Regions from separate parts of the Homo sapiens genome. Here region 1 is linked to region 2. Evidence: chromatin contacts called from ENCODE Hi-C data. All regions are on one chromosome and are shown on one strand. Each heading gives the region's core, a stretch centred on a gene start or an enhancer-like site at or near the end of the contact. The rest is flanking DNA. Distances are from core to core; before and after follow the strand shown.

Region 1 (2,700 bases), core at 36-2,535, 6.3 Mb before region 2:
GACAGGAGTTGAAAATCATACTGGTCAATATAGTGAGATTGCAGTGAGCCATTATCGCGCCACTGCATTCCTGCCTGGGTGACAGTGCGAGACCCCTTCTCAAAAAAAAAAAAAAAAAAAGAAAGAAAAAAATCATAAGCAAACAACAACAAAAAAACAAATATAAAGAATGGCGGTCTGCTTAATTCTCCGTGCCAGCCCTTGAAATCAGTGGGTATTATTATGTAGAGTTTGAGTTCTTTCCTCCCTTGAGTAACATGAGTGACATCAGTAACATTAGTCAAGCGCTGCTCTTTTTGAAAGACTGTATTTCATTATTTTTATTCTAAACCTTACTCTGTTTGATGAAGATTGGGGGAAGAGCCCTCCCAATTCCACCGCTCACACATAACAGCGGTTGCTAGCATTCTTTATTTGTGCTAGGTCATCTGCATATTGTTTAAACATTTTTCGAGGCTGGAAAGACTGCTCCCACTCAGGCAATTCTGACGTGGCGGCCCTTCTAATTTATATTCTCTAAATAATTCTTCATTTAGAGAAAACAGTCAGGGATTACAGTGAGGGAGGGTGACGTGCTGACGGGGACAGAGCTTGGCTTTTGATCATTCTCCCCTTAGCTCTGCCCAGGCAAGCGTCCCTAACTCAGGGTATCGGAACCGATCTCCCTTAGAGGATTATGTTTCAACCACCAGCCTCAGCGGTTTACTCAAATGTCCTTCCAGCCAAATGCAGAAGTCTCCCTGGGAGTAATTTTGGTGAAGTCAGCTTTTGCCTTTTTCATCACAGGCAGGCTTTAGTAGTTCCTCAAAACGTGCACCACAACTGCCCGGCTGCCAAACAGAAATGCTGATGCCTGGGCCCACTCTAGCCATTTGGCCTCGGCATCACGGTGCGGGAGCGTGGGGCGCAGACTCGCATTGTCACAGGAACCTCCCGGCCTTCCGAAGAGCCCCGCGCCGGGGCCTTTGTCTCGCACGTCGGCTGGGGCGGGAGCTAGGTTCTCGCAGCCTCCTCCCACCGCTCTGCGCCTTCTTTGTCCCTCCAGAAGCCGCCATCAAAGCTCAGCTCCTGATTAGGTTTCGGCCCCGCTGGCCGGCGCAGTCTCGGCGACTACCCCAGGCGGCCTGGCGCACGCGAGGATTCGCCGCGCCCCAGATGCAGGTGCCTCCCCTCCTTAGCCGCCGACCGACAGTGCACGCCGCGGCCGCCGGAAGTGACAGCGCCTGTCGTTGGGGAGCTCCCGCCCCTTCCGCCTCGGCGCCCCGCCCAGGCCTCGCCCCTAGGTGTTCCCGCCCCTCCCCCTCCCGTGTCGCTCGCTTTCTGTCAGCCTCTCTCCCTCTCCCTCTCCCCTCTCCTTCCTCTCGCTTCCTCTCTCGCACCTGAGCGTACGCACCTGCCCGGGCCCGGCTCCCTCCTCCTCTCCCCTCCCTCTTTCCCCGCCCGGCCGCGGGAGCCTCGTGGCTGCGTCACCGCCGCCCCCCCAGACAAGATGGACACCGCGGAGGAAGGTAAGTCGGCGACGCGCGGCGCCCGAGCCCTTGCGTCGGCGCCCGGGTTCGTACCCCGGCCAGGTCCGCGGCGCTCGAGGTGGGCTGCTGGATCGCGGCGGGGCGGACGCCTGGGCCGTTTGTCCACCCGCTGGGCCTCTGGGCCGGGGAGCGGAAGGTGACCCTCTGCGCGCCCCCCGCCGTTTCCCGCCCGCGCCGCCGAGGGGGGCGGGGACCCTGCCGGGCAGGGGCCGGGGCCGGGGTCGGGGCCTCGGGGCTACTGCAGGCCGGCGTGGCCTCCCTTGTCCCCGCCGTCGCGCGCTGGCCCAGAAAAGGGGGCCTCTGTCGCTGCCGTCCGGGGGCGTTTTCCGCACCCTTCCCCCACTGGGTTTTGTCTTTCTTTACGTCCTTCTGCCTATTGCTCGCCAGGCCCTACCCCCTCGCGACAGAACTTCTTTGTTGACTTTGAAACTTCGCGAAAAATACCCCGCCAGATGACGGCCGAGTGGAGTGAGCTGACCCCTGTTGAAAAGCCTGGTCCTCGGCTTGCCTGCCGCTCGAGAATCTGTTTACTAAACGGGGAGGCTCTTTTGTTGCGATCCATTTGGTTTTAAATCCTTGACACCTATAAGCAGGGTTCTGTTTGTTTTGTTTTGCGATTGCTTGTGTTTTGGATACGGTTACATTGAACAAACTGACCCTTGTAAAATGAATACTTAAGATATAAACGTCCACACCTTATGTCTCTTCAAACGCATTTTCTTACCCACTGAAGGTAGTAGATTATTTTTAACCAGCTGTGTTTTTAAATGAGTGGTGAGTTTATAGAGGAAATTACTAAATTTTGCTTTTTTTGATGTTCCGGTTATCGTGCAAATGCTTTTCTACTTTAGGTATATTTATGGGGGTATGAGCGTCTTTCAACCTTATGGGTTGCGATTTTGGCGATTTTAAACGAAAATGAATTATCAAACGCCGTCATGGAGTGCAATAATGAGTGAAAAAAGTTTGATATTATCTATGTAATGAGTTGATAACGACTTATTTTTTTTTAAAGAAGTCTTGCCTTTAATAAATACCTCAACTATAACATGTGGCACTTGATGTACATTCGCGTTCCATCTTCGTAAAAAGCCTGTGGAATAGGTAGGTATTATCTTTTATAGATGTGGAAATGTAGGCTTCGTTATTTTAATAGCTTGTCGAAGCTTTA
Region 2 (2,700 bases), core at 194-2,693:
ACTCCATAATAAGATAGATTTGGAATAAACTCTATTCCAAACACAGATACCTAAGAGATCCAAAGTTAATTCACTTTCAGGGACCTCCGACAAGATACAGCTAGTTTTAAGAGAAAACACCAGGACTAGCAGAGATCTGAGGAAAATATTCATCTTGCTCAAGTTAACCTAGAAAATGACAGGCTGTCTATTTTGTGCAATTTATTTATTTCTCAACTTTAAGGTTCAGAAATCTCTGTCCTGTAACAAGGTATCTGTTACCGGAGTCTGATTATTCTGCACTGTGTAGGTCATGTTTGTTATGAGGACACTTAGCAAACAAAGAAGGTTTTTCTCCGCCCTCAATAGCGTGGTAACGGATGACAGGACACCACTTTCAACGAAGGAGACAGACATTTCCCTGGCCTTTCTGAAGAGCGCTTTTTGGAGAGACAAACCTGTTGCTCAGGGGCTGAGCATTCCCGTGTGTTCTCCCTGTACTTCACCTAAAAATATGCCTGTTTTCCACACTGTGCACACCCGGGGGTGGGTGCTGGGCATACTCCACCTGCTTGTTTGCCTCCCGTTTTCTCATCAGGGAGTAAACACAGTAAACCTAACGCTCCAGGGGAAGGAAAAAACAAATCATTCAGGGCCCATCTCAGGTGACTGATGAATGCGGCACCGTTTTGAACGGGTACCTAATCTGGTCCAGATATGCCTGCTGGGGCTGCAAGAACCAAGACACGTTCAAGCACGTTTGCTCCGGCAAGCTTGGGCGAGCAGGTCAAGACCTCAGAGTTTTAGAAAGCAGGGGCGAAGTTTTCAAGCACGATGGGAACACCTGTAGGTGCAGGTGCCTGAGGGTCGGCCGACCACCTCGCATCTGAGGCTGGATCCGCACACGGAGAACGACAACTGCTCACAGGGACGTGCGTCCGGAGGAAAGTTGCGGTGAGTGTCTACCTGTTCGAGACAGGTGGCCGAGAAAGTGGGGCAGGGCTGACAATTCTTCCTCCGCAGTGTCCCGCGGGCTCCCCCTGCACTGGGTCCCCGGGGCCCCGGGCGCCCCAAGGTCACCTGCCCTCCTCAGCGCCCCCACCTTGCCCAAGCTCTCACCAGAACAGCAGGTTGGCAGCGACGAAGCCGAGCAGGCTCCGCAGCGGCCTCTTCCAGCTCAGCAGCTCGTCGGCGCGGCAGCCCAGCCACAGCACCGGCTCCCCGAGCAGCCAGGTTACCGCGGCCGCCGCCCGGCCCGCGGCCTCCTCCACCTGCAACCCCGCGCCCTCCGCCGCCCCAGCTTCCTGCGCTTCCTCCTCCTGCTGCTGCCGCTCTGCGGGGGATGCCTGGGGCGGTGGCGGCGACGGCGGCGCCTGCTCCTCGGCGGCAGGAGCCGGGCATCCCTCCTCGGCGTGCTCCGGAGGCGCCGGGCTCGCCATCTTCAGCTGTGCTTCCAGACAGGGACGGGGCCGGGCGCGCGCGCGGGCGCGCCTGGGTGTGGGTGCCGCCGAGGGCGGGGCGGCGGTGGCGGCAGGTCCCGGAGCGGGGCGCGCACCGCGGGGCACAGGCGGCTGGGGGCCTTGTGACGCCACAGGCCACGGAGGGGGAGCCGCCCGGGAAAGTGGGTGCGGCCGAGTTCGCGCAGGGGCGGGGCCGGGCGCCGGGAGCTGGGCGGTGTCCCCGGGGGGCTCTGGGTTCCTGGAGGGCCTCTCCGGGACTCGAGGAAAACGACCTTTTCCCTTGCAGCGGCGGGAGAGGGCGAAGTGGAGGACTGCTGCTCGGTTCCGTATCCAAAAGAGACCCAAGGCTCCAGGCAAAATAGATTGGACATTTTCACTTTCTCAAGCCAGGGCCACCGGTCGCCCAACCAGCAGCCACTGAGGGTGGTATCGGGGCGCCCCTTCCCCTGGCAGCGTATTTCAGCCCCCAGAGACATCCCCCACCTCGGCCATCCCCAGCGCCTTTGCAGGGACAGCAGCACAACCATAGCAGAGGTCCTGGGCATCCTGGAAATAACGTGCTGGTATAAATGTTGGATTGAGAAAGGAAGAAAAAACATTTGGGGTCAATTTGGGGCCCTCTCGTTTGACACGGGAGGAAACACAAGGCCGCAGCGTTGGGGGAAGCTGCTTCCTTTCTCTCTCTTCTTTCTCTCTGTCTCAGGTGCTTCCTTTCTCTTCTCTGTCTCTCTCTCTCTCTCTGCCTCTCCCTCTCTCTCCCCCGTCTCTCCCCCTATCTTCCCCTCTCTCCTCCTATCTCCCCCTCTCTCCCCCTCCTTGTGGCTAGGTGATCTGGCTCAGAAGTGCACGTTGGCCCGCGCGTGCGGGGAGCTGAGAAGCAAGAGATTGGAACTTTGCACGTGTCAAGCAAGGTTTGGCCTGCTTTGAAGACAGTAATTTCAGAGCCACTCCGGTCTCTGCGTCACAAGCGGGCATCAGGGCAGTGGTGGGGCGGCAGGGGATCCTGAGACCTCCCATGCCCTCTCTTTGGCCCCGGTGCTTCTGGGTGAGTGTGGGGAGAGAGGAAAATAGTTGTTTATGCTTTTCACCATTTGCATTTTTAAATTTTTGTCTTCTTTAATCTTCCTGGTCTTACTTTTACTCTAGAATGACAGGTCCTTCCCCCCCATACTAAGGGTTCTGTCTGCGGATGCATCAGGGCATCTCATATCCCTTTACTGGCAACCAGCCTGCCTGCACAGGATGGAAGGGAGGGCAATTA

Evidence for each region. Hi-C counts contacts between places; a loop is a spot of excess contacts on that map. Pooled maps may share reads with other maps.
Region 1: a pooled map shows a loop between it and region 2 (5-fold over the local background). The contact joins the promoter of MARCHF6 here to the promoter of RETREG1 in region 2. A Hi-C loop is called at or near these places in 7 of 50 pooled maps.

Annotation. Positions count from the first base shown.
Region 1 is chr5:10,352,410-10,355,109 of GRCh38, forward strand. MARCHF6 (membrane associated ring-CH-type finger 6) reads left to right here and starts at 1,286. Exons shown (of 26, transcript NM_005885.4): 1 at 1,286-1,508. The coding sequence starts at 1,490. It overlaps MARCHF6-DT (MARCHF6 divergent transcript), which reads right to left and starts at 1,648. Exons shown (of 3, transcript NR_183261.1): 1 at 1,563-1,648. RefSeq lists enhancers at 845-1,104, 1,951-2,522 and silencers at 1,245-1,384, 1,425-1,894.
Region 2 is chr5:16,615,554-16,618,253 of GRCh38, forward strand. It overlaps RETREG1 (reticulophagy regulator 1), which reads right to left and starts at 1,444. Exons shown (of 9, transcript NM_001034850.3): 1 at 1,099-1,444. The coding sequence starts at 1,418. RETREG1-AS1 (RETREG1 antisense RNA 1) reads left to right here and starts at 373. Exons shown (of 4, transcript NR_109946.1): 1 at 373-933. RefSeq lists a silencer at 1,198-1,687.